Regions from separate parts of the Mus musculus genome. Here region 2 is linked to region 1. The links are chromatin loops, found by intact Hi-C in ENCODE. Cell type or tissue: heart. All regions are shown on one strand. Each heading gives the region's core, and the rest is flanking DNA. Links, peaks and the distances in the headings are about the cores only. Region 1 has its middle 130 kb from the start of A330102I10Rik. Region 2 holds the start of Sox4 (SRY (sex determining region Y)-box 4).

Evidence for each region. A loop is a pair of places that touch in the nucleus more often than their neighbours do. Peaks named below come from ENCODE experiments on the same cell type or tissue, not always from the same donor. Only the 100,000 strongest peaks of a DNase experiment are listed, where the experiment ranks them.
Region 2: a loop joins it to region 1, with 2.2 times the contacts of the local background. A loop is called at or near these places in 2 of 42 quality-filtered maps.

The regions. Positions count from the first base shown.
Region 1 is chr13:29,140,176-29,156,694 of GRCm38, forward strand. No RefSeq gene overlaps it. Among named protein-coding and RNA genes, the nearest start is that of A330102I10Rik, 130 kb to the left of the region's middle. In heart, for the core only: no CTCF peak of the experiment used is centred there; no DNase peak of the experiment used is centred there.
Region 2 is chr13:28,949,273-28,965,791 of GRCm38, forward strand. It overlaps Sox4 (SRY (sex determining region Y)-box 4), which reads right to left and starts at 4,427. Exons shown (of 1, transcript NM_009238.3): 1 at 1-4,427. The coding sequence starts at 3,749. The coding sequence ends at 2,427. It overlaps Gm46405 (a long non-coding RNA gene), which reads right to left and starts at 11,401. Exons shown (of 2, transcript XR_001780882.2): 1 at 9,625-11,401. Gm52067 (a long non-coding RNA gene) reads left to right here and starts at 10,981. Exons shown (of 2, transcript XR_003950714.1): 1 at 10,981-11,056. In heart, for the core only: CTCF peaks have their summits at 8,695 (motif pointing right) and 10,444; DNase peaks (open chromatin) are centred at 4,509, 8,719, 9,519, 10,539 and 1 weaker place; H3K4me3 peaks cover 3,850 bases; H3K27ac peaks cover 4,081 bases.

The sequences.
Region 1 (16,519 bases), core at 3,638-11,637:
TCGTGACAGCCTTATTCATAATAGCTAGAAACTGGGAACAACCCAGATGTCCCTCAACATTGGACAGAGCTCAAGGATTCTTGTGAAAGAGTTGGGGGAAGGATTGACGGACTGAGATGGGATGGAAGGAATAGTATCTCCACAGGAAGACCAACAGGGTCAACTAATCTAGACCCTTGGGGACTCCAAGAGACTGAACCACCAACCAAAGAACATACATGGGCTAGACCTTGCTCCTGCCCTTCTGCAAATTATGTAGCAGATGTGCAGCTGGTCTTTATGTGGACCCCCCAACAGCTGGAGTGGGGCAGGGGAGGGGGACCATCCCTGAATCTGTTGCCTCCTTTAGGTCCTGTTCCCCTAACTAGGCTGTCTTGACTGGCCTCAGTGGGAGAGGATGTGCTCAGTCCTGTAGTGACTTGATGCACCAGGGTGGTCTGTTTGGGCAGGGGTAGTGAGGGAGGACTCTCCCTTCTTGGAGGAGAAGAAGAAAAAAGAAAAGCAAAAAAGAAAAAAGTTGGGAGGGGGAGGAGGCTGGAAGGAGAGGAGCAGCTGCAATCTGGATGTAAACTGAATAAATAATGGAGGAAAAACCAAAACAAAACACCCCACCCCCCAATAAAAGCAAATTGGGGAGGAAAGTGTTTATTCAGCGGCTTACACTTTCAGATCACAGTTCATCTTTGGAGGAAGTCAGGACAGGAACTCATGCAGGGCAGGAACCTGGAGGCAGGAGCTGATGCAGAGGCCATGGAGGGTGCTGCTTCCTGGCTCGTTCAGCTTGCCTTCTTGTAGAAGCCAGTACTACCACCCTAGGAGTGGCTCCACCCACAGTGGGCTGGGTTCTCCCTCAGTTTGATCTTTGAGAAAATGCCCTACAGCTGGAGGTATTTGCCCAACAGAGGCTCCTTTCTGAGATGACTCCAGTCTGTGTCAAGTTGACACATAAAAACCAGCCAGTACAATTGACCCCTTATCAACTTGACACACAAACATATCACTAATAAGCCACAACCCTTACTTTCTTATTCATCCCCAAGATCTACATAGCTTTAAAAGTCCCCCAGTCTTTATGAATTCAAACACATTAAAGTTTTAGTCCCTTTAAAATAGCCAATCTTTTTTAAAATCCAAAATTTGTTTATTATCCAAAGTCTCTTACCTGTGGGCTCCAGTAAAATACTTTACTTCAAGAGGACAAAAAAATCAAGGCACATTCATAATCAAACTCTAACTGTCCAATGTGTGGGATCCACTCACAATCTTCTGTACTCCTTCAAAGGCCTTGGGTCACTCATCTAGCTCTGCCCTCTGTAGCACATACAGCTTGTCTTCTAGTCCAGCTCCATTCCACTGCTGCTGCTGTTCTAAGTGGTTATCCCATGGTATTGGCATCTACAAAATGCTTTTCTTTTGAGGCAACTGGGCTGCACTCTCACCCATAGCCTCTTCATAGGCTTTCTTCCTGATGCCAAGCCTCAACTTCTTTGCATGACCCCTTTAGTCCTAGGCCTTCTGCCACTGAGGCTAAACCTGTACAGATGGCCTCTCCTGGTCTCTCACGCTGCCTGGCTGCTTTCCATGACCCCATAATTCCTTCAAAACCAGTATCATCTGAGTGACTCTTACATATTACCAAGTACAGCTGCCAGCATGGTACAACCCTGGCTGCCTCTGGAGCACAGATTCATTATGCTCCCAGAAAACACTTCCCAGAAGATTTCACCTTAGTGATGCTGGTCTTTTAATCACCACTAATCTTAGCTCTAGCTAGTCAGCATCATCAATTGTCCCAGAAATGTAAAGTTTTTGCTTTAGTAGTTTAGGTATCTTGTTAATCACAGCTGATTCTTCAACCCCAGCTAACTAGAATCACAGAATCTTAAATCAAAATAGCAAATAGCCTGGTAGAATATTTAGTCTCCCATCTGAATTTTCACAAGCCAGGTCTTCTGCACTGCTCTCAACATTCTTATCTTCCAAGCTCCTACAGAACATCCCACTGCGCTCTTAACATCCAATGACTCTTCTAGCCCAAAGTTCCAAAGTCCTTTCACAGTCCCCCTAAAAACATGGCCAGGGCTGTTGCAGCAAAAGCCCATATGTTGGTACCAATTTGTCCTATTTAGGGTTTCTATTGCTGTGATGAAACACTATGACCAAAGAGCAAGTTGAGAAGAAAAGAGTTCATTTGGCAGCTTACAACTTCAGATCCTAGTTCATCATTGAAGGAAGTCAGGACAGGAACATAAGCAGGACTAGAATCTGGAGGCAGGAGCTGATGTAGTGACTGTAGAGAGTGCTAGCTTTTCCTGGCTTGCTCAGTCAGCATTCTTATAGAACCCAGTACTACCAGCCCAGGGTTGGTACCACCCACAATGGGTTGGTCCTTCCTCCACTGATCACTAATTGAGAAAATGTCCTACAGCTGGACCTCATGGAGGCATTCCCGAAAGGATGGATCATCTTTTGAGTATATGCCCAGGAGTGGTATAGCTGGATCAATTTCCAAATTTCTGAGAAACTACCAGCTTGATTTCCAAAGTGGCTTTACAAGTTTGCACTCCCACCAGCAATGGAGGAGTGTTTCCTTTGTTCCACATCCTCACCAGAATGATCTGTCACTTGTGGTTTTGATCTTAGCCATCCTGACAGGTGTAAGATAGAATCTCAAAGTTGTTTTGATTTGCATTTCCCTAATGGCTAAGGATGTTGTTGAACATTTCTTTAAGTGTTTTTCAGCCATTTGAGATTCTTCTGTTGAGAAGTCTCTGGGTAGATTCATACCCCAATTTTTAATTGGATTATTTGGTTTGTTGATGTCTAGTTTTTTTTTGAGTTCTTTATATATTTTGTATATTAGCCCTCTCTCAGAGGTGGAGTTTGTAAAAAATCTTTTTCAGTCTGTGGGTTGCCATTTTGTCCCATTGTTCTTTGCTGTTTTCTGAGGGGAGACAGGTGGAATGGATCTGGGAAGAGTGGAGGTGGGGAGGAGAGATTTGGGGGATGGGAACTGGAAGGATCAGGTGGGAAGGATGGACGAAGAGAATACTAGGAATGAGGACTGAAATTGGGGTGGTGACTGGACAATTGGAACTTCAGGGGTGAGGTAGAAAGCTAGTATAGTGGAAACGTCATAGAATCTACAAAAGTAATCTCAGCAAAAATTCCTGAACCAGCCATCGTCTGTAACCAGGCAAGGCCACAAGTGGAGGAACTGGGACATCAACCTAGCTACAGTTTGTCCTGCCTGCAGAGTGTTCTTGGATGGGAGCCTAACATAGTTGTCATCAGAGAGACCAGAGAGACTTCATCTAGCAACTGATGGGAGAAGATGCAGAATCCCACAGCCAAACATTAGGTGGAGCTCAGGGAGTACTGAAGGAGAGAGGAAGGATGGGAGGAACCAGACGGGTGTGGGACACCGTGAGAATACCACCCTCAGTGTCAAATGACTGGGACTCACAGGGGCCTGCAGAGATCAAGGAGCCTGCAGGGGTCTGACCTAGGTCCTCTGCATATGTGTGATAACTGTATAGCTTGGTGTTCTTATGGGATTCCTAACAGTGAGAGCGGGAGGCCTATCGCTGACTCCTTTGTCTCCTTGTGAGACCCTTTTCTTCCTATTGGCTTGTCTTCTTCAGCCTTGATGTAGAAGAATGCAAACAGGTCTATACTTACCACCTAACACAAAATGCAAGTCCAAATGGATCCATGATCTCAACATAAAACCAGATACACCGAGCCTGCTGTAAGTGAAAGTGGGGAATAGTCTTGAACTCACTGGCACAGGAAATGACATCTTGAACAGAACACCGGTAGCACAGACAGTATGAACAATGATTCATAAAGGGGACCCATGAAACCGGAAACTTCTGCACCACATAGGACACCATCATTTAGACAAAGTGGTAAGTGAACCTACATAATGGGAAAAGATTTCTACTGACTATACATTAGATAGCGGGATAGTGTCCAAAATATATAAAGAGCTAAGACAAACTAAACAAAGAAACAAACAAGCAAGCCAACAACCAAAACACCCAAAGATCAAGACAACCTAATTAAAAATTGGATACAGATCTAGACAGAGAATTCTCAAAACAGGAAATTCAAATGCCTAAGTATCACTTAGAAAAATATTCAGCACCCTTAGTCATCAGTAAAACGCAAGTCAAACAAAACTACTTTGAGACTTCATTTACATCCATCAGAATTGCTAAGATCAATAAAACAGAAAATAGCTCATGCTGGCGAAGATGTAGAGTAAGGTGAGCACTCACTCCTTGCTGGTTAGCACACATAGCTGTATTTATATAGCCACTATGGAAGTCAGGGTGTCAGTTCATCACAAAGATTGGAATCGATCTACCCCAAGATTCGGTTCTATGGTTTTTGAGCATGTACTCAAAGGAGTCTTCATCCTATTACAGAGACTCTTGCTCAACCATGCTCATTGCTGCTCTCTATTCATAATGGCCAGAAATGGAAAAAGAAAACAAAACCAAAACTAGATGTCTTTCAGTGGATGAATGGATAAAGAAATGTGATACATTTATACAATGAAATAGTACTTGTCATTAAAAGAATGAAACCGTGAAATTTGCATGTAAATAGATAGAACTGTAAAAAAAAAAAAAAAACCATCCTGAGTGAGGTAACTCAGACCCACGAAGACAAATATGGTGTACATTCACTTCTATGTGGATGTCAGTCTTTAAGTCATTGACAAACAAGCTATAATCCATACAACCACAAATGTTAAGAGACTGATTAAGAGACTGGGGTGTAGAGATGGCTCTCCCTAAGAAGGAGAAGTAGAATAAATAGTTATGGATGAACAAGATAGGGGCTGGAATCAGAAGCTCAAAGGAGGGGATGAAGGAAGGAGATGAGGGGGGGATATGGAAAAGGACAGTTAAAATTAAGCGCCATTTGAGGGGTCACATGGAAATTTAATACAGTAGAATTCATAACATGTGTGTGTGTGTGTGTGTGTGTGTGTGTGTGTGTGTGTGTGTGTGTATGAAGGTGATCTAGATGAAATTGCCCAATAATGGAGGAGATGGAGCACCAATTGGACATCTCTTGTCACCATATCAAGCTACTAGTACTGGGGATGAGTTATATCTAGTACTGGGGATGAGTTATATCTAGTAAAGTTGTTGGCCAAACCACCCAAGGCATTGCAAAGGCACTAATCAGTAGCTCTCCACAAACTAACACGATGCCCTGTTGCTGAAGACCACACCTATAGAACCCATAAAACAGAGAAGTTGAGCTGGTGCCTCTCCTCTATAGAGGCTTAACCTCTTTGGACCAGTATTCATTGTATTGGAAGGTACTCAGCATGTTACCAAAGGAGAAACATGGAAAACAACCCAGCTATAAACTCTTTGATGTACAACAGTGACTGGCCTGCAAGATACACAAATCTTGTGGGAATAATCAACCAATATCTGATCTGAGTTAAGGCCTACTCCATGAGATGGATCCCATACCTGACACTACTTGGGTGGCCAAGAACCTGAAATTAGAGAGACCAGGGACCTAGGGAAAAACCAAAAACTAGTTTTCTGCTAAACGAGCAATGCAGTAAAATGACTACTAACAACATTCTATACTCATAGATCAAGGTCTTTCTCAGCCATCATCAGAGATGATTCCCGCAGCAATGGGAACAAATACAGAAACCCACTGCTAGACAATGGTCAGAGAGTAGTAGACCTTGGAACACTGAGCCCTAAATGGGATGTCTCCACCAAATCCCTCCCCTCAGGGCTCAGGGAACTTGCAAAAGAGCCATAGGGAATGGAGGACACCAAAGAAGGCTTTCTAACTGCAACAGGGCTGCCACACATAGGAACTCACAGACTGAGGTAGCAAAACAGGGCCTGCATGTGTCTGCAGGAAGACCCTAGAGCTGAAAGGGGAAGTGGACACACACACACAGACAGAAGTGTGTGCGCTTATACCTAACCCAGAAGCTATTGCAATTAGCATATATAAAATGAGTTTTCTCCAAGGGAGTCTCACTGGGGAAACAAGCCACTCTTGAGGGTAGGCCTCATTCCCAGCAGTAGATAGCCAACATAAAACTCACTCAAGGCATCTTCGGAGATTCTTTATCTTATCATTGACTCAGGGAGAGTTTTTGGTTTTTATTGTTGTTTGTTTTTCCTTCTTTTGCACATATATTATGGTTTTGAGTTTGGGGGGTTTTATGGATTTCTTGGTTTGCACACATGTGTGTCTCTATGTATTCTTTGTGGCTCTTTTTCTTGTCTTGTTCTGTCATGTTCTGATTTGCTTGTTTTTCATTTATCTTATTTCATTTACTTCTTAAATGCCTATTTTTAAAACTTTTTAAAGATTTATTTATTTATTGTGTATACAGCAACCTCTTGCACATATGCCTAAGGACCAGAAGATTGCACCAGATGTTATTAAAGATGGTTATGAGCCACCATGTGATTGCTGGGAATTGAACTCAGGACCTCTGGAAGAGCAGCCAGTGCCCTTAACCTCTGAGCCATCTCTCCAGCCCCACCTATTTGTTTTCTATCCAGAGATAGAAAGGGAGTGGATCTGGATGGAAGTGGAAGTGAGGAGGAATGGGAGGAGCAGAAGGAGAGGAACTGTAGTCAGAATATATTGTATGAAAAAAATCTATTTTCAATTTTAAAAATTGCCCCCTGCTTTGGGAGCCATATGAGGGCATCTGATTCCCTGGACTTGAAGTTACAAATGGTTGTTAGCCACTAGATAGGTGCTGAGAATTGGAACTAGGTCTTTTGGAAGAGTAGCCAGTGCTCTTAACTACCAGTCACCTTTCCAGCCCCTTGTCCTGGTTTTTTTTTTTTTTTTTTTTTGTTTTTTTTTTTTTTGTTTTTTTTTTAAGATTTATTTATTTATTTATTTATTTATTTATTTATTTATTTATTTATTATATGTAAGTACACTGTAGCTGTCTTCAGATGCACCAGAAGAGGGCATCAGACCTCATTACAGATGGTTGTGAGCCACCATGTGGTTGCTGGGATTTGAACTTCGGACCTTCGGAAGAGCAGTCGGGTGCTCTTACCCACTGAGCCATCTCACCAGCCCATGTCCTGGTTTTTAATAGCTAAGATCCAGAAGCTTGGAAATCTATAGAAAGTATGATAGCATTCAAAACATGATGCACTAAAAAGTAATAATAATAATAAAAACAAGAGAGCCATATGTGCGTGTGCGGATAAGTCTCGTGTGATGGGGTTGTGAAGGCAGGATGATGCTCTATATGCTGGCAGGCCCTCAGCACCATCAGCATCCAAGCAATTGCTCATAGGTTTCTTTGCAGGCACTAGACAGAACCAAGTACTTTCTTCAATTTATCTTAAATCGTGAAAATTCAGAAGTGAAGTTTTATTATAATAATTTTATGACTGAGGAAACAGGTTTAGATAATTTTGGCTCTGATGAGTAACGGCTTGGCATATGAATCTAGGCCAGGGCCACACACTATGATAACTCCCCAAAGCTATGCCATATATTCTTTACAGAGTCATCTTTCCTAACATGGTAGGAAGTCACAGGCAGAAAGATACACTAATTTCAGTGGAGTGATTCCCTCTGAGGGGGAGGGAGAGGAAGGACGAAGGAGAGCAAGCATACTGTCTGGAGTGGCATCTCATTGAGAGCTTTGGAAAACAGCGGTGGCTAAATGACCACGCAGCATCAGAATGCCGGTGGATGGAGCATCTATTACATAAGTCTCTGTAGTTTCCTACACAGGGAAATAAATAAGACGTGACAAAGTTTCAGTGTCTCTCTTTTCTTGATGAGACATGGGTGGGAGACCAGTGAACGATGTCATTGTTTTGAAAAAGACTCTATTGAAATGATGGTGAGATGGCCCAGCAGCAGAGAGCATTTTTCATAGCCCTGATTACTTGAATTCAATTCCTAGGACCCCGTGCTAGAAGAAAATATATGAGTCTTGCAGGTTGACCTCCAACTTCCATATACATGTGTGTGTGTGAGTGTATAGATATAGATATATAGATATATAGATGATAGATAGGTAGATATGGATATAGTCTATGTGGATATTGTATACATATTGCTCCATTACTATAAAATATGCTCACACACACTATATATTTTTTCAAGGCAATTAACATATAAAGAGAAAAGGTTTAGAAGTCCTAGTCAGAATTTAGGCAACCCCATTGCTTTGGGCCTTATGGGGACCCCAGACAGAATGGCAGGGACTTAATGGCAAAGGTAACCACTTAGATCATGAACCAGGAAGGAGACAGAAAAGAAAAAGCAGAGAGAGAGGAATGCCCAGAATTTACCCTGCAAGCCATGCTGCTAAGTGTTCCCTTCTTTCCTTTCTCTTCATTTTGTATAGAGTCCCCTTCTGTCCTTGTCTCTGATATCTGGTGAAGTCAACCAACCTGGACATCATACAGAGCAAACTGAGGCTTAAATGAGGCAAAGAGGACTTTGGTCACATACAGCACCTTGTAGAGGAAGGGTTCATTGTGGCTAATGGCTTCAGGGTTCCGTCTACCACGGTGGGAAGGCTTGATAGCAGGGACAGGAGGCTGCTTGCTCAGAGTTAGGCGAATGACGGATGAGGCAGAGACTGGACGGGAACATCGGTGACTCACTTCCTCCGGCTTGGCACTACCTCTAGTAGTTCTAAAACCTACCAAAGCAGCTGACAACCAAGTATCCACAACTCACAGCCTGGAGGTAATGCTTCACACTCCAGCTGCAGTACCCTGCACGCTGCTGAGCCTGGCCCGAGTTAGTACAGGCCACTGCCACTTTCTGTGGCTCTGTCCTGCAGTCTTCAACTCAGATTGTGTTTTAATCTAGTGTTGGTTTGTTTGACTGAGTATAGTGTCTCATATTTGCTTTTCTTAATTAATTAACTAATTAGCTAATTAATTAATTAAGAACACCTGTCTCTTTATATAGCCCTGTGTCACTCTGTAGACTCTGTAGACTAGGCTGGGCTCTAACTCACAGAGATCAGACTGCCTCTGCCTCCGGAGAGGTGTGTGCTACACACCCACCTAATTTATTTCTAGATACACCTAGTTTCTGCAAAACGAGATTTCATTTGTTTCCCCTTCACCATTCTAAGCCCAACTAAGTGCCTCCAGCTTGGTTTGTGTCATCTCTCATTTGTTACCGCTAATCAGTTTTTTCCCCCAAGGGTGTCCTAAGATCCTTGGTGGAAACATACAGGGTCTCTGTCCTCTTCATTCTCATGTAGGCTTTTCAATACACCATCTAGATCCTCCCTGGTCGCTCCTAAGAACTAGAGGAGATAACCATTCTAACTTACAATGAGCTATCCAATTATAGCAGCCTTCCCTCCCCGCTCCCTGGCCACCAGAGACAGGTGGCTTTGCCCTTGATCAACCAACAACTGGAAACGAGCCATGGTGCCCTCGTGGAGGAAAAGGGAAGGCGTGCAGGCCTGTTCCCGCTGGAGTGAGTCCTCTGCTTCATTCTCAACAGCTTCTCCAGGTCTGGTATGGTTGTCCACAGCATTAGGAAGGGCTTGTGGTGGTCCTAAGAGAGACCAACTCTGCAGAGACAATGACTGAGCAATGGCTGGGGACACTGGGGAAGAATCAGGGAAGGCCAAAGTCAAAGATCACTAGTGACATCCTTTTTGCTTCAGGCCCTGTGTGAGCAGGACAATCCCAACACTGTGTCCTTTTGGGCTCTGTCACTCATAGCCCAGCTTTCTGGTAATGGATAGGATTGGATCTCACTTAGCACACTGGTCAGGGAGGGAGCAGCTCAGGGGTGATGTCCCAGGGGAAAGATCAGCTGTTTGAGCTCCCAAGGCTAGACTGTGCAGACAGTCTCAGAATGGAACCCCAAAGAGTCAAACTGTCACATAGCATGCCGTTTGTGGGTCTAGGATTCAGGATTTCCGATCTTGAGCTAGATTTCTTTGGTAATCACTCTCTGCCCAGTCAACTGGGCTTTTTAGAGCAGAGCTGAGGACCCAGATACCTCTTCTCATGTAAAGTAAAGGAAAAGGCACACGGCGTTTCAAGTCGTCAGCGCTGTGGCAGTGATCGGGACACTCTGTACTGGACTTTGAGATTCCTTCGTCAGCCTTTTCCCCTTAATGCCTCCAGCATGTCTTTCTCAGTATCGAACAAACAGCGGTTCTGCCGATGTCATGGATTTTGTCAATAGGAACTGAGACCGCCCCAGCTTTTTTTCTCATCGCTAACAGCTTTCTTAATTAACCTACTGAGAGAGTCAACAGCACAGTTCACTCTTCACTGTTTGCTCTCCAGCCTCGGCAGAGTCACCATGCTCTTTGAGAAGTACAGAACACTCGCCTGAGGTTGTTTTCCAAAAGGAACCAGGGTGGGCGGGGGAGGGGGTAAAACCCTCCCCACCACAGTATATTTGACTTAATTGCTAAAACTTCCTTCTGATTGTTTTGCCGGGAGTAATAGCCCTTCCTTAACTAATAACTTTAATTATAGCAACCACAAGTTATAAAAATGTACCCTTTCTCTTCACTTGGCTTGTTCCAGTAAACTTCTAAGGATGAAACCAAGAATCAGCAATTCAGCCTCTGGGATGACAGTAGATGAGAGGTAGGTCCTGAGCCACCAGTCGTGAGCTTCAAGCTTCCTCAGCCTGAGGGGTTGAAATCTTTCTCCTGGGATTTATTTCTAAAGTTGCCCAACACACAGGATGATTAAAAGCAAAACCAGGCTCCTGATAGCCAAAGAAAGTGACAAAGGTTCATTTGGGAGGCTGAGGCAGGTGGATTTCCTATGAGTTTGAGCTCATCCTGGCCTACATAGTGAGTGAGGTCTACACAGTGAAACCCACTCTCAAAATTAAAAAAAAAAAAAAAAAAGAAAGAAAAGAAAAGAAAAGAAAAGAAAAGAAAAGAAAAGGCAAACCCAAGAATGAATCAAAAGAAAGAACAAAGTGGAAGATTCTTCCTTTTCAGATTTAAGGCGGAAATGTAGATTTCTTAGTAAAACCAAAATCCTTCCATTTCCAAGGTTGACCAGAAATATGTAGCAATTGTAATATGTCTGTCTATCTATCTATCTATCTATCTATCTATCTATCTACACACACACACACACACACACACACACACACACATAGACAGAGACAGACAGAGACACAGAGTAACACACAGAGAGACACAGGGAAAGACACACAGAGAGAAACAGAGAGAGACAAAGACAGAGACAGAGATCACTTGGTAAAGTACCTGGCATACAAGCACAAAGACAGCTGTTGGATCCCTGGATAGATGTGGTGGTGCCCGCTAGGAATCTCAGTGCTAAAGATTCAGAGATGGGCAGATCCCTGTGACTCACTGACCAGCAACTTAGTCTAGTTGATGAGTTCCAGACCAGTCAAAATCTTTGTCTCAGAAAACAATGACGGTGTCTTCAGAAGAATAATACCTGGGGGTGTCTACATGCATGCACACACATATAGGTGCACCACCACCTTCATATATATTCCTCTAAACATCAGAATTTATCCAGATCTGGACCATCCTCTGGCTCCATCCCCACAACATTTCCACTTAATTGGGAAGAGAAGAAAATGTTCTCGCATTGCAGGCATTACATCAGTATTTCTGGTAAGGAATGAATATTGGTTGACAGTCACTCTGAGCTCAGTGAGAGCAAGAAATTACGTTTGTGCCCTACATCGACTACATCACTGGCAGTCAGTGAGGCTCCTTCTTATCTGTTACCCAGGCTTGTTTTCACCATGCTGCCTTGCAAAAGCTACTTTCTCTTTGAAATTTTGGATTCTACTCGCTCCAGGGATGTTGTGGGATCAATTGCCACCCAGTCCTCCTTGGTAGTAGCCAATGGTTGACCTTCTTCTTATCACTCAGGACAGAGAAAACAGAAAGGATTCTTTACTGAGCATGGTGATCATATATGGATGGGGATCACTGAGTAGTCAGGAGTGACTGATACTAATCCTTTGGGTCTTAAAGACAGAAGCCTTCCCTCTCCACAGACAACAGACATTGCCCCTGACAACGGATCATCTGAATCCCTGGATCCTGAATATTACATCTGACCAGAAACTGTATCTGTCTAATGGAACGATGACAGTGGAGGATTTGCTTCTGAGAGCAACAGTTCCTTGTTTTTGCTTTTGTGTCTTCTCATCTATTTACAATCGGAATTTTATAATTTATAGTTTTTAGTGAACATAGTTTGAATGAAACTGCTCACCCTGGAGGCAGGAAATGTTGAAATCGTCCTCTAGACTACTCAGTGGAGGACTGGAGTGGATGATTGTAGTAGTCTGTTCTTTAGTGTGATAACAAAATATCTTAGACTGGGTATTTATTGATTGAAGAGTTTTTCATATATATTATACAATATATACAGTTTTCCCTCCCTCATCTCTTCCAAGATCTCCCCCACCTCCCCACCCTTCCAACTCCATGCCTTTTTTTTTCTCTTTTTAGAAAACAAATAGACAAATTAAAAATCAAACAAGGCAGAATAAAACAAAATAAGCAAATAAAAAAGAAAAGAAAAAGCATAAGAAACTATACATATTCAGAGACAGTCTCTCTCTTTTTCTCTCTCTCATGCATGCGCGCGAGTGCGAGTACACACACACACACACACACACACACACACAACATACAACCCATAAAAACACAAAATTGGAAACCATAATATATAAGCAAAAGGTAAAAAATGCCCAAATAAAGCATTATGAGACTAATGTGCCATTTAGGCCATTTGAGTTGGCCATCTCCTGCTGGGCATGGGGTCTGTCCTTAACTGTAGTTTGCATCGCCCACAAGAATCCATTGGAGAAAGCTAATTTTTCCTTTGTGAGTGGTTGACACTTGGCAATAGCTTCTGGGTTAAGGATGAGAGCCTATATCTGCTTTCCTTTTCAGTACTGGGTCTTTTCATCTGGCTTGGACTTGTGCAGGTCCTGTGTGTGCTGTGTCATCTCTGTGAATTCGTATGTGTGTCACTAATGTGTGTTTAGAAGGTCGTTAGCATCCTGAGTATCAGCCCCTCCGGTTCTTCCAGTCTTTCTGCCTCCTTTCCCACATAACCCTGAAGGGGAGGCATTTGATGAAGACATTCCTCTTAGGACTGAGTGTTCCAAGGCCGTTCCCTCTCAGCACATTGTCCTGTTGTGGGTCTCTGTATTAGATCCCATTTACTGCAGGAGGCTGATGACAGCTCAGCATAAGATGCTGATTTATGAGTTGTTTGGAGTCATTTCATTGCTACATCCCCTTAGCAGAAAAACATAGAATTTTACCCCTTAGGTCCATGGCCTATCTAGATTCAAGAACCTTTTTGGCTACTCAAGTTGTATCAAGCATAGGTTCCATGTCATGGAGTGAGTCTTACATCCAATCAGATATCGGTTGGTTACACCCACAAGCTGTGTGCCACCATTACAACAGCACAGGCTGGGTACATAAAGAGATTCTTTACCCTAACATTTTGAAAACGCCAGGAGTGGACACCAGAATCATCTCAGCTCTGAAAAGGACCTCATGGTAGATGACATCACCATGACAGGAGTGTATTGACGTAAAATAAATCACGTGATAAGAGAGGAAGGCAAGGCAAAGGAAGATGCCTAGCTTTCTCAGCTCCACACATGCTGTGTGATGATAGTCTCATCCCAGCCATCCTCTGAGATGGCTGACTGGATAGAAAGATCGGAGGGGATAGATAGATCCTAGGCACACAGTCTTCTCTTAAGAACTAACTCAGGTCCCTGTGAAATCTTCCTTAATCGAGTCTGAGCGCAGCATTCTCAGTTCCCTTCAGAGGAAGTCTGTAAATACAATACCAACTCCACTTGGAGGGACAGAAACTGACCACGGAATAAGATGTGGTCAAATCTATAAATCCCCCAGACAGAGGCTAGGACAGGCCTGGGGGGGGGGGGGTGGGGAGAATTGAGAAGCAAGCACTGTAGGCCGGGGATACGTGTCAGCACCCTCCTCCCTCCTCTGAAGGCCCACTGAGTCTAGAAATTTGGGCAGCAATGACTTCATCCCAGAAGAGGTGTGTTCCGAACTGAGTGGGAGTGGGCAGGAAGGCAGTGGTGAGTGTGCTAGCTGTCACTCAGGAGTTAGTACACTCATCAGAAGAGCAGGGGTTTTTTCCTCTAAGGGTGTTTATTGACAGCACTAATAATCTAGATAAGTTAGAGAGGGATTTGATACCCTGTCCATCTCTGGATGCTCAGGCTGAGTTTACTTTAAAAAACAACCAATAGGGGTGAGGGTGGGGGAATCACAGCCTTTCATTTGTATCCAGTATAGGACAGTAGTCACTTGGGGAAGTGGAAACTAGAAGTCCTCACAGAGATCATTTTATCCTGATTTTGCAGAGAGGAAGCTATCAAGTCCATAGTCACTTGCTCCTTTCAGAAATCCAGCATAATGGGGCATTACACAGAAGAAGGCAGGACTGAGAGTCAATCCAGTATCCTTCCCACTGTCAAAACTTACAACTTCCCCCAAATGTAACTTTCCTCCCAACATTAAAGAGTTTAAGGTATAGAAATGGTTGTGGGGATGTCGCTCTGTTGGTAGAATGCTTGCTTAGCAAGAATGAAACCCTGGGTTTAGTCCCCAGCTCAGGGTAAACCCAGTGTGCTAACATGTATCTATAGTCCCAGCTCTTGGGTAGTGGAGGCAGGAAGGTTACAAGTTCAAGGTCATTCACACCTACATAGTGAATTTGAGGTCCATCTGGGCCACAGGAGACACTGTCTCAAGGGAAAAAAAATTGAAGCAGGGGACAGACTAGTCCCTAAATGGAAATTCAAAGACTAAAGCCTGAATTTCTGTGTCACATGTTGGACATTGTTATTAGGCCTCTTTTAATTGCTAGGGGGAGCCTAAGAGGATTTTTGCTAAGGTCCCTCATTCCACAAGTAAATCTCTAGTATTTTTTTTAAAATAACAAATATCTTCTGTATTTCACACAGTCCCATTCAGAAGTTCAAATGAATCTTCAGCTGTAATTCTTTTTCTTATTTCATGAGACAGTCTGTATACATTAAAATGAAGCAGACACAAAGAAGCAAAAGAGATTGGGGCTAAGCATGTGATAGCACAGGCTAAGAAATGCTGGGAATGGCCTCCTCTGTGCATCAAGAAGAAATGAGGCCATCAAGCTGCCTCACAGGCCTTTGCATCCCCCAGCCTCCAGAACAAATATAACCTCATGCTGGTCTTCACAGGCTAGGTCAGCAGGGTTCCACCCAAATTCAGAGCTGGAAGCCACTGCTAGGCTGGCTCCATTCCCAGGAGGCCAGGGGACATGAGAACCAGTATTTCACTCCCTTATGGCTAGGAAACCAACATGTCACATCCTGACTGTTTAGGGCAACAGACCTGAAAACCATGAGACATTCTGGGTCACACGGCGACTGACACCGAGTACCTTGGCTGCAGATGCCAGCCCCATTACTCTTGTGCTTTTGAAGCTGAGAAAGTTGTCTTAAAGGATGGTCAGAGTAAGTCTGAGGCAAACAGGATCTTACAGATTATGCAGACAGCTTTTCTGGCTCTCCGGAAAACAAAATAAGGCTCTATGTTCAGTTGTGCAACGAGTCAGTTGTTTAGCAAAAAAGAAGAAGAAGAAGAAGAAGAAGAAGAAGAAGAAGAAGAAGAAGAAGAAGAAGAAGAAGAAGAAGAAGAAGAAGAAGAAGAAGGGGGAAGGGAAGGAAGGAAGGAAGGAAGGAAGGAAGAAAGAAAGAAAGAAAGAAAGAAAGAAAGAAAGAAAGAAAGAAAGAAAGGGAGAAAGGAAGAAAGAAGGAAAATCACACATGGGGTAATGGGGTACAATTTGACTTGGTGACAAAGCCAACCACAACCACTCAGCTATGACAGTCTCCACTGGGTCATCTTATAGCCAATAGACAGAAAATCTGGGCACCCAAAACCGACTCTACTACCTCTCAATTGATAGATACCTTTCCTATTTGTATCAAAGGACTTGCAAAAACCACAGGGCAATGCACACCCCAGGGACATGTGTTTGCAAGTATAAGCGATGAGTATGGGGGCAGCATTTCTCTTTTTATTCTTCAAAAATAATACATGGTACCAAAAAGAGGGCTCCGTGGACAAAGTCCTGTGGCAAGAATGTGAGAGCTGGACTTGGCTCTTCAGCACCCGTATAAATGCTGAGAGATATGGCTGCTCACCTGTAATCCCAGGACATGGGAGGCAGAGACAGTGGATCTGTGGAGCAAGCTGATTCACTAGACAATCCTGTATCGGGTTCAGCTGAGAGACTCTTTGTCTCAGGGAATAAGGTAGAAAGCAACCAAAGAAGACTGTAGACTAGATGTCAACCTCGGGCCTCTCCATCCACACACATTCACACATCCAAACACTCATACATCCATGTATATGCACATACACGTAAAAAGGGAAAAATGACAAATGAAGCCAACTGTATCTATCAGAGGGGTTTTCCTC
Region 2 (16,519 bases), core at 3,844-11,843, 190 kb before region 1:
ATACATACACACAATCTTTTTGCTTATTATAATACAGACTTAAATGTACAAAGATGTTTTCCACTTTTTTCAATCTTTAAACACAACAGCTATAAACCTGAACACATATGCTATCACCATGCCATAGGACTGAAACAATTATATTTAGCGACAAGTAGAAAGGATTAAATAGTCAAATACAAGAATGAAAACGCAGTACATTGTGTCGCGAACTCAAATCGGCATTTAGATAGATCCAGTGGTTTAAACGGCACGTTTTTGCTTTATAAAAAAAAGTGCAAAAAAGATGTGGTTTACAAGTTAAAGCTACAGAATCCCTTTTTGCTGTGAATGCACCAGTTTTAAAAACCTCTGGACAGAACAGCAATTCGTTAAAAAAAAAAAATTTTTTTTTTTAAAGCATTATGGTGCTGGGCTGAACTCTCCTCCCCTTATAAGACCAGGGGGTTGAAAGGTGGAAACCGGTGGCAGGTTAAGGGATACTGTCACTTTAAGAAGCCTGCAGATTGAAGTGTAAACATGGAGAAACCAGGGGCTGATTTTTCAAACTGTGTGAGATATTAACCAGCCACCCTATTATAAAATCAGGAAATCCAAACAGCGATTTACACCGATTAACACCCCCTTTATATATTTTTTACAAAAATACACTGAGAAAATAATCAAACGTTTTCATCTCTCTTGTCATTTTTTGTTTTTTAAAAGTGTCAAAAGTCTACATTTAAATATAAAAAATTAAAAGTTAAAACTCTAGCCCTTCAGTGAAGGAGACGTAAAATGGCGTGGGTAACAACACTAGAAAAAAAAAAAAAACGAAGAAAAAGAAAGAAAATAAAAAAGAAGATAAAGAAACGAGGTTAAAAGACAAGAAAGCAAATGAAAAGGGAAAAAAAGGGGGGACAAAATAAGAAAACTGTTTGGCCAGTATAAATACGTCCACATATAAAATGGCATCTGATTACATTTACAAGGGAAAAAAAAATACAAAGATGGAGAGTCCGTGAGGGGGTAAAAATAAACGGGTCTTCTCAATTACACCTATAAGGAATAAACACACACGGAGAAAAAATTTGGTCCTGAATTGTGGTTTTTCAAAAGTCCAGCACAGATTTGAGTTGCGTTTGAATCCTTTTAAAGAGTTAAAAATGAAAAGGAGCTGGTGATCGGTTCGTTGTAGGAATCAAACATAGCGCCATCTATCCGCTTTTTATATTATCCTACACTATTTTAAAAACTGCTCAACAGTCTTATACAGAAATCTTCAAAAGATAGACAGGATAACATGCTATATTAACCCCACCAGTGAAATAACTCAACACCATCACGATTCCCATTAAGAGAAGAAAAAAATCTCTTTTCCCCCCCAAACCACTCCGCGGCCCCTGGACCACATCCCACAGTCTCCTGTCCTCCCGCCGGCTCTGGGTAGCCTCACCTCTCTGATTTTTTTTTTTTTTTTAATTCTTTATTTTTGCACAGACCCCAGGCGGAGGCCCGGGAACCCCAACGCCCTCTGTGCTCCGGGTCCTTCTGCATCCCCAACCAGGTTGCTGTGGCTTCCACGAGGTCCCCATGTCCATTTCCGAGGCTGGCCTGCTACTCCCAGCACATCTCCAGCTGCAAGGACAAGGGGAAAAAAGGTGGGGGGAGGAGGAGAAAGCCCAGCCCGGGACTTCGCCAGCGTGGAGTTTCTCCATGCCAATGCTCCCCTAAGCTCAACACAAATGCCAAACGCATCACCCCAGAGCCTTCTTTCTGTCTTCATTGCAGAAAAAGAAATTTTAAGAAGGGGAAAAATACAAAGAGAATACAAAGAGGGGGTGGGTAGGAGATGGGGCACGCTGGATTTTCCCCCTCCTTTCTTGACCATGAGGCAAAATCAAACAAGAAATCACCAAGGCGAGGGGGTGGGGGTGAGGGAAAGATTCCTTCGGTCTTTAGAAGCTTTGCTTGGCTTCTTTTCTTGCTGGGGGTGCAACCAAGTCCGGAAGCTCGTTGGAAGGGTGGGGTGGGGGGGAGTCTCTTCAAGCAAAATTGGGGAGGAAACTCGAAGTAGCTTTTTTAGCCACCACCAACATCAATAACAACAACAAAAAAAGGTCGCCCCCGTCTACTCTCCGCCTCCTTCGAGTCCCCAGCCCTGAGAGTGGGGGATGGGAGCGCGGGTCCACTAACGCCCCCGCGCTCCTTCTCCAACGGCGGGACGTGTTCCAGGCCAGCTCTATGCACTTTTTCTTCCTTTTCTTTTCCCCTTTCTCCTTCTACTCTCCATCTATTCTTTTTAACTCATTTTTTTTCTGTTTCTTTCTTTCTTCTTCTTTTTAACATTTTTTTGTTTGTTTTTTTGTTTGTTTGTTTTTTGTTTTCTTTTTTCCCTCTCTCCTCTCCTGCCTCTTGGCCCACCTTCTCCCCGGCCCGCGCTCCCTTCAGTAGGTGAAGACCAGGTTAGAGATGCTGGACTCCAGCCAATCTCCCGAGATCATCTCGCTCACCTCGGGCGTGCAATAGTCCGGGAATTCGAAGTGGGAGCCTGAGCCGGGTTCGAAGTTAAAATCCAGGTCCCGATCGAGCGCCGATGAGGAGCTGAAACTGCCCAGGGACATGCTCTCAAAGTTTGAGCTGGGGTTCAGGTCGAGCAGGTCGTCTTCGAACTCGTCGTCGGACGACGAAGAGCCCGAGGAGGAGGAAGAGGACGAGGAGAGCGAGGAGGACGCGTGCGAGGGCGCGCTGGACGGGGCGGGCGAGGCTGCGCGTAGGCTGGCGTAGCCGCGGTGGTCAGCGGGCGATCGGCTGGCGGCTGGCGATGATGCTGCGCTGCTGCGGCCGCTCAGACTCCGGCCATCGGGCGAGCATCCCGGGCCTCCATCTTCGTACAACCCCAGTGGATCACTGGGGTCGGCGCTCGCTCCCAGGCCCCCGACGGGAGACGCCGAAGCGCCCAGGCTTCCAAACAGGTAGACGCGCTTCACTTTCTTGTCGGCAGGGTGTTTGGCTGGGGTGGCCAGCGCACTGGACGGCGAGGAGGAGGCGGCCGGAGTGGCCGCACTGGGAGTCCGCACCTTGTAGACGGCCGTGGGCTCCCCCAGGGGCAGCAGGGCAGCTTGCTCTGGAGAGAACGATGCAGCCGCCTTGCTGCCGCCCGCCGGGACCAGCTTAGCGTGGGGCTTGCCGACCGAGCTGCCCGCCACCTTGGGGCCACAGCTCTTCTTGGGCGCGGGCTTGGAGCTGCCGCCCGCGCCACCCCCCGCGTGGCTGCTTCCCGCGTGGCCGCTGCTGCCCGCGACCTTGTCGCCCTTCTCCCCTGGCTTGGCTGTGGCCGCCGATCCCGCGCCCGCGTTGCCCGACTTCACCTTCTTTCGCGGCCGGTACTTGTAGTCAGGGTAGTCAGCCATGTGCTTGAGGCGCAGCCGCTCCGCCTCCTGGATGAACGGAATCTTGTCGCTGTCCTTGAGCAGCTTCCAGCGTTTGCCTAGCCGCTTGGAGATCTCGGCGTTGTGCATGTCGGGCGACTGCTCCATGATCTTGCGCCGCTCGATCTGCGACCACACCATAAAGGCGTTCATGGGCCGCTTGATGTGGCCACTGGGCGTCTTGCACCAGCTGGGGTCGTCCGCCTTGCCGCCCGTCGACGCGGTGGAGCCAGGCGTCGGGGAGGACGCGATGCCCAGCTCCAGGCCGGCGCCCGAGTCCGAGCTCTCCCCGGCCAGCAGAGCCTCAGTGTTCTCCGCGTTGTTGGTCTGTTGTACCATGGCCCCGGCTTGCCGGGCGCCCACGCGCGCTCACACGCTCGCGGCGCGGTCGCCGGGCCCTGCGGGCTCCCCGGGGCGGAGACCAGGGTCCCCTGAGCGGCGCGCGGGCCAGGGGCGGCCGCCTCCCGCCGCCAACCTAGAGTCCCCGAGGCCCTCCGTCCTCCCTCACCGCTGAAGTGCTCCCTGCGGGCACCGAGGCTGGAGTCGGCCGCGGCGAGGAGTTTCTCCAAACGTTGGTAGCCGGAGTATCTTCCAAACGCAAGTTTCTCGCCGCCTCCGGGGCAAGTCTTTCCCCCACCCCTTTCCCTGAAGCAGTCGATTGCAGTTCACGAGAGCTCGCGGTAGCTCAGGAAAGCGACATCGTCTCTAGCGCCTAAGTCCCTTTCCTGCAGTGCAAAGCCAAAGCGACTCTGGCTCCGGGACTCTCTGTGGGCGGAATCGGCGCTGAGGAGTTGGTGCAATTATTTTGTTGCAAGGTAGGAAGCCAAGAAGCTTGCATGCAACAGACCGGCATGAATAAATGTATGTTTCTCCCTCCCTCCTGCAAGAAGGGGAGCTGGTTACCGGCAGAGTTCCCCCACTGCAGACTCTCTAAGAAACAGCGTGCAAGAACTGGAAACCGGGAGGGAGACGGCCCTCTTCCCCTCACTCTGTTTCTCTGGCTGCAGCTTAGAGCAGACCCCAATTCCGCCTCGCGCTTCTTTATCCTTTCTCAGACAGCCAATCAGCCGCTGTAACTAACGCTTCCTCGTGCCAAGCCCCTCCCCCGTCCTTCCCATTGGCTTGGAACCCGATGCAATAATAATCTCCGCGTGCAATGAGAAGCTCCAAATCTGACCTCATTCCAATTTACAGAGCAAACTTTTTAAAAGGGCTAGAAGTACAGCTGAGATTTCTGCTGCCTCTTTCCCCCCCACCTCCGCCTTTTGCTGGGTGCGCGCGCGTTTGCCTCTGTGTGTGTGTGTGTGTGTGTGCGCGCGCGCGCGCGCGCACGCACGCGCATGTGTGAAGAGGATGTTAATGCATGAAGTTATTAAGGGGAGAGACGGAAATGTATTCTAGCCATTATGTTAGATAACAAGGGGCTTGGAGGGGGGGTAAGGGTGAAATACTGTAAATGGAAGCTTTCTGCTTAAAAGCCGAGTGATTATTTTTATTAGTTCTTTTCAGCCCAGGAATAAAGAATCAGCCTTTGGTGCAAAATCTCTTTTCTTAGCCCCTTCTTAGAGCTAGAGATGTAAGTGGGGGGAGCCACAATAATAAATCAATGGATATTGAAAACCATTAAGAAAGTGGTACCTAGACACCTGTCATCACAATTATTTTAACAACTCTGGGTACAGAACAAACGTTGGTGTATTGTGTAAATCCCTTCAGGATGCTATCTGTGCTGTTTGTGAAAGGCAGGGTTTTTTTTTTTTTTTTCTTTCTCCCCTTTTCAGTAATTACTTACTCTTTTTGCCAAACAGAGGTTAACTAGTTATTTAATGATTTCACTTCCCCTATAAATCCTGGGTAGGCCAAACAAGATTTTCTGTGGAACGCTAAGGCAGTGGCCCATAATTACCTCAATAAGAGACTTTGTGTGATTTCTGTATAGGGCGATCATGGTGAATACAGGATGGGATTGACTTCACTTTCTAAATGTTTGTTTTCCACAATATCCAAAGGATAGATGGGTTCGCTATGTGCTCTCCTTCCCCCTCTCTTTCTTACCCATTGTCTCCCGTGTGTCTGTGCTACTTGAAGCAATTGGGCCTAAAAGACCAAGAAGAGAAAGGGGTGGCACAGGGGAGTGGGCTGCTGGACCTATCTCAAGTCCCTCTCCTGATCTTTCTTTCTGGGTCTCATTGTCCTCCTCTTCTGTGCTTTGGGAACCTTGTGAGCTTTATAGAGGGCTTGTGTTAGTGCCCGGTGAGTGTGTGATTATAAACCACGGATGTGTGTCCTGAGCCCTCTGGATTCTAACACACATTCCGAGTTCTCCCTAATGCAAATGCCACTTCTAGTAAGAGCAGCACGATGTTCGAGAGACTAAGGTGGGAGGTGGTCACCGGTGGTGAAACGTAATCGAAAGCCCCTTTGGTGGTCCCCGTTTGTTATCTCAGTACTTGGGAGGTGCCTTCAGGAAGATCAGGAGTTCAAGATCATCCGCTGATGCTTAAGAATTCCAGGACAAGCTGGGCGGTGGTGGCGCACGCCTGTAGTCCCAGCACTTGGGAGGCAGAGGCAGGCGGATTTCTGAGTTCGAGGCCAGCCTGGTCTACAAAGTGAGTTCCAGGACAGCCAGGGCTACACAGAGAAACCCTGTCTCGAAAAACCAAGGGAAAAAAAAAAAAAAAAAGAATTCCAGGACAGCTCCAGCTACCCAAGTCCTTGTCTCAAAGAGCGAACACATGCAGATAATACTTAGAATATAGAACAACTTAGTTACACAAACCACCCTTTTCCCAAGATCTGAGCATTGGGACTCTAGTGAAAACTCACCTTTAATACGATGATAAACTGATTTCCCTCAGGCTAGTAACAGAGGAGGCCAACTTAGAGCCAGCTCTTGATTGAGAGCACAGTAGTGCTGGGTGGTATATTTCCATTTACCTTGTCACACATTCAGAGTATTTAGGCTGGAAGGAGGCCGAGGGTGTCAAGAATTAGACATTTACTGGAAAGAGTACCCTATGGAGACAGCTGACTGGGTCTCTAAGATCAACTGCAGGCAAGAATGTTTTGTGGGTAAAAAGCAAGTAATTTTTTTTTTTTTTGACTATTTGCTACCCATCACAGCCCTTTTTTAATTCCCAGAGGAGGAAATCCTAAAATAGTATGCACTCCTTCAAGAAAAAAACCTCCACCAAGAAAAGTGTTTTGCAAGGCATATGTGTTTTTTTTTTTGTTTTTTTTTGTTTTTTTTTCTGATACCCACAGATGTACCTTCTTAAGATGCCATCAAAATGGCATCTGGGTTATCCTAAAAGGTCTATTGTCTACAAAATCAGTATTTTTATTATGACAAAAATAAGGAGATGTATTCCTTGTACAATCTGTATTCAACAATGTTGGATAATTTGGCAAAGATGAGTGTTGGTGTAATTGGTGGTATTTCCAGTGGTGTAAATCACCCCTCATAGTTACACTCATGCTTAATGCACATATTTAATTTAAAGAGCATATCAAAAAAGTAATTCCTGCCCTGATTTTTCTTGTTAGATGCATGTCAGAAAACCCAACAGACTTTTAAGGTGTACTGTAATAGTATATGCCATCAAAGGACAAAAGGCCTTTAAGGAAAAGGGGATAAACCATTTTAAGTTAATTTTTGTATGCGAGTCCACTGCTTGGCACTGTGCATAGATGGAGGTCAGAGGACATCTTGTGCGGCCAGTGCTCTCTTTCCACTATCCAGGTACTGGGGATTGAACTCACATTGCCAGGTTTGGCCTAGAGAGGCCTGTACCGGCTGAGCCAACTCACGAGCTGCTAAAGGTCCTCCTTGTCCCCCTGACTATGAGATGCACCCCCTGTGTCTATGTTTCTCTTAGACCTGGTAAAATATGTGTTGGTAGCATCCGTTGACCTAGTTACACCATTGTACAATGTAATCCTGTAGAGTATATACCTGACAGTTTGGAGTTATTGAAGTGTGACTGTTTTTGTTCTTAGAGCATGGAAACATGTGACAAAAGATGTGACAAATAGCTTTTGATTAAAGTACATATACACCAGAATGCACTGGACTTAATACCAAATCATGATATTAAGATTTCTGGGTCTCATTACCTAATGCCCTAAGCTTTGTAATCAGTTCTCCATCAGAGACCTCCCCGTTCCCCCCAGATACTAGCTATTTGGTGGCCCCTAGTAAGTCAGTGCTCAGTGCTCTTTCCCTCCGCTCCCCTTGTAGTTCTATGAACAGAGAGCCAGGATTGTTTTGCAAACAAGTCCTGCCTTAGAATCATCAACTAATGGTCTTTATTGGAAATGATATTAGATCTTTCACGTCTTGAATTAAGGCAGATATTTATTTTATTCCATTAAATGCAATCCATTCGACATGAGAGGGTAATAACTGCTAATGTGCTTCTCCTGCCCCTACACACCTGCACAACATAAAACCTCACATCTACAGAATGGTATGGATGGGGTATGGATGAAGGTTTACCTCGACTTCTTAATGTGTCCCGATAGCATAGAGGGAGGAAAACCTGCATGGAAATTAGTTTCACGAGTCTGGCTTGGCACTATTTTCCAAGAATCGTGCTTTGCTTTGGCTGTAGAAACTGAGTGTGTGAGCCCCTCTGGCTTTGAACATTCAGTTCAAATAAACAGAGGTGGAGGACGCCTTCTTGTTAATTTCGTTGACTGGAAGTGCTCTGGGAAACTGAATGCCATCAGCCCTGTTTTCAGGTCAACCCTTCACTGGGGCTGATTTTGCTCCCCACCCCCCAACCCCTTGCACTACTCCATTCTTGGTGCTGAGGAAGTTGTATTGAAACTGGACTAGGAAAGGGGGGCTGTATTGAAACAGTATTTTTTAGGTTTTGGTTGTGAGCCTTAGCCTTTATCAAGGGCTGAGTTATCTCTCCAGACCAGTGTGTTGAATTCTTATTCGAAAAATATTAAGCAGGATAAATGAAAGCTGTCGTTCATATTCACTGTTAGACTACACAGAGATAAGAAACATATATTTCTAATAATTTCACCACTTTCTCACCCCTCATAACCAGCAGGCTCAAGTCAGCTCTTTATACCCATGCCGTTCAACGCCAACGCATTTCCCTCTTACTCTTGAGAACAAGCAGAAAACAAGTGTGTCTGCACGGGCCACATAGATAGGAAGCATTAACTGGAGCTTCTGCCCTTTCCCCAGATAGAGGCCTGGCACACCCTTCAAGATCTGTGGAACTGGTGCGTGCAGACAGCTCCTCCCAGTCCGGGAGAGGCAGCCGCCAGGTGGCAGCGCTGAGCCTGCCTGAGCATGCAGCGACGTGGGAAAACGTGGGGGAAGATCCAACCGTCCCTTCCTGGTCTCCTGAACCAGTGAACCCCCAACACTTCTCCGGGTTTCAAGGACCGGTGGGTGTGCTGGTGAATTCTGGGCATCCCCCCATTCCCCGTAAGACAAAGTTTAGGGTAACCGATTGCTGCTCCCTGTTTGCTCGTCCGACCTCTCCAGCCCACCTCCCACCCCCCACCCCCTCAACCCCCATGGCTGGGGAAGCCGAGACGCCCCTTTCGGATCTGGTAACCTCACTCGGGAGGTCACGGGTCATCTCCCTCGGGCGGGTAGGAGCGAGAATGCGGTTTCTCCGCCAGCTGCGCGCTCTGCTTCGGCGGCGGCAGAAACACACGGTGCATGACCACAGGAGTCCCAAAGGCCAACCCTGCTCCTGAAAAGAAATGGTTTCCGTAGCCCGGCACGCCCGCCCCGTGGAGCTCAGCAACAGGGGTCCTGCCCAAGCTCGCCTAGGACTCCCGGTGCACCGGCCTCGCCTTGCCTCTCTGTGACTCTTACTGGGAGGAGCTAAATTGCAATCGACTCCGGTGGTGCTTTTCGGAGGAAAGTCTTTCCTACTGTAAACGTGGCTCGGGCGACGCTCGCAGCGGCGTTTCACCACTGCCTTCTGAGGAGGTTTACGGTCAGGAATGGGCTGGTGACGCCCCCCGCCCCCCCCACCTATTCCAGTTCCCGGGCCTCCTTGCAAGTGGCAGCTGGAGCAGCCACTCCAGGAGGGGGGATCTCGCCCAGTCCCTCCCCCTACGCACCCCTCCCCCGATTCCAGCCTGGACCTAGCCGCTGGGGCCCAGTTCCGCCACTGACCGGAACCGACAGCCATTTGGTTCCCTGGGTGCACTCGGGTGCCCAGCAGCCCCTTACCCTCTGTGAGCCTCTCCTGGACTAAATAGCGTGCCATCTGCATCGGTCTGGGACTCACGCTTCAGCTCTCACTGTGACTGCGGGAGGGGCAGTGCACGCACAGCGGCCAGGGCTTCTTCCCAGGGGCAGAACGAAGGAACCAGATAGTTCCCCACCTCCAGGCTCTAGCCTGATCAGGAAGATTGAGGTGTTTGTGTGTCCACAGAGGACCTCGAAGGCGCCCCAAAGCCCTTGCCGAGGGCGACGGGGGGAGGGTGGATAAAGGAAAGGCTGAGCGCACTTTCCTCCTTGCAGCCCCCACCCCGCAAACGGTACTCGGAATCGGAATAGAGCATCCTCTTCCCAGCCCAGCACCCCCAAACCATCTCTCAGTGGATTCCTTGTCCTCGAGACCACAGACACGTAAAAGCAATTACAGTTTGGAGTCCCAGGAGGCAAGCAAATGATTACGATTATGGAAAAAAAAAAAGCCGCCTAGAGTTCCCCAAATATTAGGGAACGAGGAGAGCCACCTTGAAGGCTAAGAGACGGGCGGGGACCAAGGGCATCCCGCTGGAGAGTGGTCCATGTAAGCCACGAAGTGTCAGAAAAGAGAATAGGGAGGGGAGCAAGTGCGAAGGCGTGTGTGCTGCTGCAGAGGGGCGAGCAGGCGATTGGGGTGGCTGCCAAGTGATGGGAGTCAGAGGAGGGGAGGAACGTGCTCGCCACGAGCAGCTGGCCCGGTGGCGGGTTCTGCCTGGCACTAGGGTTCCTTTTTTCCCAGCCTTTCACCTTCGGCTAACCGCGCGTGCGGACAGCACCGAGACACACATTGCGCTGGGGGCGCTCGCGGGCATAGGATGGGTGGGGTGCGGCAAGGACCAAAGAGCCCTGTGCCTCACACAGCGCAGGGCGCGCTGCACACCTGGCACCGGAGACTCACCATCTGTTCAGAGCTGCCTCCTGGGCCCAGGGGTGTGGCCAGGAAAGATAAGAGTACCCGTGGCAGCGACGACTCCACACCAACTGCCACTTCAACTGCCAATCAACGTAGTGAGTGCCCTACTGTGTGTCCCCCGCTCAGCTTAAGAGCCTTCGGTTGCAGTTCTCAGGAACTGCAAGCTACCAGAAAACCTTGTATATGCTGTAAAATAAATTCATACTGAACTGCCAGCAAAGCAGCTTTTGTAAAGAGGCAAATTTGAAGGCAAGAGGAGGGAGGTGTCTGGCCGAGTAACTGGAGACTAGTAGCTTATGATTTTTTTTTTTAAAAGAAGTCCTTGAAGCACAAGACTCTGTGGGCTGTTTGTCCCACACAGCCCAAGTGAAAAATAATTTCAAATGGTTTACACACCTAAATCTCAGCACTTGGTTGAGGCAAGAGCTTGTGGAAACACAAGTTGAAGGACAGCCTGGACTTACAGAAGCAGACTGCTTTAAGTTAGTTCCATAAGTAAGTTGATTTGGCTTGTCGGGACAAATAAATGAAGGCTCATCCTTACAACACTCAAATTTAACTCAATTTCACAAACATCATCTGAAATATCACTGTGTTGTACAAATGTCGAGTCACTTGTTTTTTTAAAGACAAGTTTGAATGCAACCCAGGCTGGCTTTGAACTATCTGAGCAGTTAGAATGACTTAGAACTCTGGATTCTTTTACCTCCTGCTTCTAAGAGCTGGCATTAAAGACTTGCTTGTGCCACCATGCATTGTGTAATGTAACCTTAAATGAAAGAAAATTTGTGTGTGACATTACCTACTATATATGTATTTTAAAAATCGACATCATTCCCAATGTACCATGTGTTAAAATCTATATAGTGTATAATACAAACCATACAATTTAAATATGCACGGTGCTAGGCTTGATGGCTCATGCATATAGTCCTAGCATCTGGGAGGTTGAAGTATGGCAAGCACTGAGTTGGAGGCCAGCCTGGGCTATATAATGAGTTCAAGGCCAGCCTAAGTTATCTAGCTTAGATCCTATCTCGAAACAAAAAGTCCAGCCAACCAACCACACAGACCATCAAGGCAACTGGGCCATCAGTTGAGTGGGTAAAATCATTTGCTACAACAAGGTTAATGACTTGAGTTTACTCCCCAGGACCTACATAAGAGAGCTAGATGTAGGTACCTGTCATCTCAGCACTCGAAAGTTAGACAGGAGGCAGGGACAGGCAACTCCTGAAAGGCTGTGAGCTGGTGGCAGAGACTCCTAGTGGCTGTGAGCTGGTGGTAGAGACAGGAGACTCCTGAGTGGTTGTGAGCTATCTAACCTGTGATAGTAAGCACAGCAGGAAAACTAACAGAGACCCTTTGTGAGAGCTGTCTCCCTAATGTTTTCTTCTGACTGTCATGCCTACACCAGTGGCACACATGCCAACACATGTGCGCGCGCGCGCGCGCACACACACACACACACACACACAAAGCAAGTGAAAAAAAAAAACACATAGTAAGGTTATATCTTACTGGGACACCCAAACTGTTCACAGATTCCAAATTTGTCCTTCCAGATTTGAAATTTGCACTATAGTTACCAGGCAAGTGCCAATCAGTGAGAATTCTGCCGATATTTGGGGTTTCCTTGTTGGCAGCCAGTGTGTTGGGAGTCTTGATAATCCAACCTCCTGGCAATGGTACCTCCGTGTAAGACTTTTCTACCCCTTACTCTCTGGATTTGGTCACTAACTTCCTTTGACCATTGGCATATTAGTGAGTTGCTATAAGGAATTTTGCTCCTGATTATGGAGGCTGATAATTCCTAAGACATACTGTCATAGTTAGGGTCTCTTGCTGTGATGAAACACCATGACCAAAAAACAAGTTGGGGAGGAGGACAGGGTTTATTCAGCTTATACTTCCACATTGCTGTTCATCATCAAAGAAAGTCAGGACAGGAAGGAACTCAAAGCAGGGCAGGAACCTGGAGGCAGGAGCTGATGCAGAGGCCGTGGAGGGGTGCTGCTTACTGGCTTGCTCCTCAATGATTGCTCAGCCTGCTTTCTTTATAGAGCCCAGAATCCAGGGATGGCACCACCCACAATGGGCTGGGCCCGGCCACATCAATCACAATTTAAGAAAATGCTTTGCAGCCGGATCTTATGGAGGCATTTTCTCAATTAAGGTTCCCTCCTTTCAGATAATTCTAGTTGTCTGTCAGGTTGACACAAGATTAGCCAGCACACATGCACTTTGTAGACTTATGACACAGGAGGACCAATGACATAGTTCTAATTAAAAAGCAAGGGAAAAACAACATCCAATCTACAAGATGGTTGGACAAGGGAAGTTACGTCTTGTAGATATGGGAGAGGATCAGATATTTAATTCTTTTCTGTCTTTTAACCCACTTTAGGGAGGGCTGTGGGGAATTGCAGGCTGGTCTCCGGTCGAGCTGAGGTCTGAACCCTGATGGTCATAATTTACCTTCATGACACAGTAGGCGTTCCCTCATGCTCCTGGAGCTCTGGCCCCTGCCTAAGTTACCACCTCCCACAGCCTCCACAAGAGAAGCATGGTCAGTAGTCACATAAGCAATGTCCCAAGATTCTGACCTTCAGGTTAAACTCCTCCCCAGTTACCTAGCAGCAGTAAAGACCATAAAAAGGGCTGTTCAGCCCCCACCTCTCTCTCTTACTCTTATGCTCTTACTTCTTACCCTTCACTCTCTCCCCCCTCTCCCCTCTCTTTGTCTTCTCTCTTCTCTTTCTTTTCCTTGTCTTCTTCTCTCCTCCTCTCCCTCCTCCTCTCCCTCCTCCTCTCCCTCCTCCTCCTCCTCCTCTTCTTCTTCTTCTTCTTCTTCTTCTTCTTCTTCTTCTTCTTCTTCTTCTTCCTCTTCCTCTTCCTCTTCCTCCCTCTCTCTCTCTCTCTCTCTCTCTCTCTCTCTCTCTCTCTCTCCTTTTCTACCTTCTCTCTTTCTCCCTGCATTTCTATAATAAAGCTCTTAAACCATAGAGAGTCTCTGCTCCATTAAGACTCTGGTCAGTGTTGGGAACCTCTTCCCTATTCCCTCTCTCCTATAACCCCGGGACGACAGGGTGTCACCTCAGGGTCCCCAGTTGGGGGCTGCCCCTTGTCCACCCCCCGCCGAGTGGGGTCAGAGGCTTAGATGTCCACCTGGGGCTGAGTGGAAAGTGTCTGGCAGTTCTGCCTGCGTCTGCCTGCTCAGAGCACAGGAACTCTGGCTGGATGTTGGACCCCTTTTTTTGTTCCCAACAGAGGGCAGTCTGTTTTACTCAACCTATAGACTGAAATATTAAACTCAACCCAAAATATGCTCATAGATACTTCTAGAATGTTCCAACAAATATTTGGGTACCTAATGGCCCAGTGAAACTGGCAAAGTTAACCATCACAGTTACCAATAGTCCCATCTTAGAGACATAGCTGTACTTAAGGATGGCTTTTGTGTTTTGGCTGAAGAAGTAGCTAGCCAGAGAAGGTATGTTAACAGAAAAATGAGAGTGCCCTGGGCCCTCTTTTCTTTTTCATACTGTATATACGAAAATGTAATGTTTTAAAGTTTCTTTCTTTTTATTTATTTATATTCCAGCTGTTGTCTTCTCCCCCACCCCTTCTTAAGTTTTACCCCTCAAACATTTTTAAAAATAATTGTTTATTTATTTGTTTTATGTATATCAGTACACTGTAGTTGTCTTCACACACACCAGAAGAAGATATTGGATCCCACTGCAAATGGTTGTGAGCCATCATACAGTTGCTGGGAATTGAACTCAGGACTTCTGGAAGAGCAGTCAGTGCTCTTAACGGCTGAGTCATCTCTCCAGCCCCACCCCTCAAACCCTTAAAACACAAAACTCAAATAATTAAATTTACCCCATTAGAATAAAATATATAATATGTAAGTAAAAATATGCAGTATCCAAGAAAGTATTCTGTTGAGCTATTAAGCATTATGGCTGCTGGTGAAGTTTGAGTGTGAGTGTGAGTATGTGTGTTTGTGTATGTGTGCATGTGAGTGAGTGTGTGTGTATGTGTGAGTGTGTGTGAGAGTGTATGTGTTTATGTGAGTGAGTGTGTGTTTGTGTGTGTGTGTGTGTGTGTGTGTGGGTGGGTGTAACCAGGCATGAAGCTGATATTGGGTGTCTAGCTAGCTAGCTTGTTCCATGGATCTCCTGTCACTGCCTGCCAAGCCCTGGAATTATGGAATTACAAGTGGTTACCATGCCTGTGTGGTTTTACATAGGTACTGGAGATCTGAACTGGTCTTCACACTTGTGCACACGGCAAATGCTTTATCCACCTAGTCAACATTCATTTTGCTTTGCCTATATGTGCAAGTAGTTTTGAACATTCACATAAGGAATCAGGGGAGAGGGGAGGAGAAGTCACTCTGAGAAAGGATGGTTTTACTCAACCTATAGACTGAAATATTAAACTCAACCCAAAATATGCTCATAGATACTTCCAGAATGTTCCAACAAATTCTCAACAAACTCTCAGTGAAGCAGTGTGGAATGATAAATGAGAAGGTTAATCTTTGCTACCCTCTTTTAGCATGCTGCTTTAATTTCTTGGGACTGGAAAGTCCCTGATATTAACAAACAAGATAGTATCACAAAGATTACTTAGAGCTTAAGGTATGTTATAGCTTAACTCAGAATAGATACAGCTTTCTTTTTCATGTATGTGCCTCAAGGGGAAATAAGGTGGGAGAAAATTACTTCCTAAGGAAACTTCACCACCTATAATTGAAGGGTGCTCTCCACTCACCTTCCTTTAGAGGCCAATTCATTCCAGTCACTCTGGCCCATTGTAACTCACAGTCCAAATAGAACTTTATAGCTTCTAAAATTTGGAACTTTAAAAATAAAACAGTATGGTTGGGGGTAGTGGAACAGACCTTTAATCCTAGCACTCAGGAGGCAGAGGCAGGTGGATCTCTGTGAGTTCGAGGCCAGCCTGGTCTACATAGCAATTACCCAGACAACCAAGACAACATAGAGATACTTTGTCTTAAGAAAAACAATCCACCCGTCCATCCATACATACATACATACACACACACACACAAATAAAACAGTAACCCACAGCCAATGGCACGTCTTTGTGTTCATTAGCTGCTCTTCCCTGAATTTGCCTGGACAGGATCAACAGTAGTGATCTACAGGCCTGTCCTGAGAGAGAAGCAGGGACTCAACTCATTAAAGTACTTTTTTTTTCCTTAAAAGATTTTGGTGTGTGTGTACAGATGCAGACACACACACACACACACACACACACACACACACACGTTTAACTGTTTGTGGGTCTATGTGCATATGTGTGTATAGGTAAGAAGACAATTTCAGTCTTGTTCCTTGGGTGCTTGCCAACTTAGCCTTTTGAGACAGGGTTTCTCACTGTCCTTGAGTTTGCCAAGTCAGCTACAGTGGCTGGCCCTTGAGGGCCAGAGATCTGCCTCCCCAGTAACAGGTTTACAAGTGTGTACCACCACCACCACAACTGGCTTCTTGTTGTTTTGTTTTGGGTTTTTTGAGACAGGGTTTCTCTATATAGTCCTGGCTGTCCTGGAACTCACTTTGAAGACCAGGCTGGTCTCGAACTCAGAAATCCGCCTGCCTCTGCCTCTCGAGTGCTGGGATTAAAGGCGTGTGCCACCACGCCCAGCTCACACAACCGGCTTTTTAATGTAGGTTCTGGGGATCATCTAAGGTCCTCATGCTTGTGTGGCAAGGGTTTTACCCACTAAGCTATGTTTGTAGCCCCATAACGTTCTTTCTTACTGACTCTAAGTCTGAATGCCTCCCTGCCTTGGCAGTGTCTCAGGCTGAATGATTCCGGAGCTGAGCATGTGGTATGCTTTATTGCTGTGACTGAGACAGACTGGATAAGCCTAGGACTGCCTGGATGTTGACAAACACTGGCGGTACCACTGACCTTCTC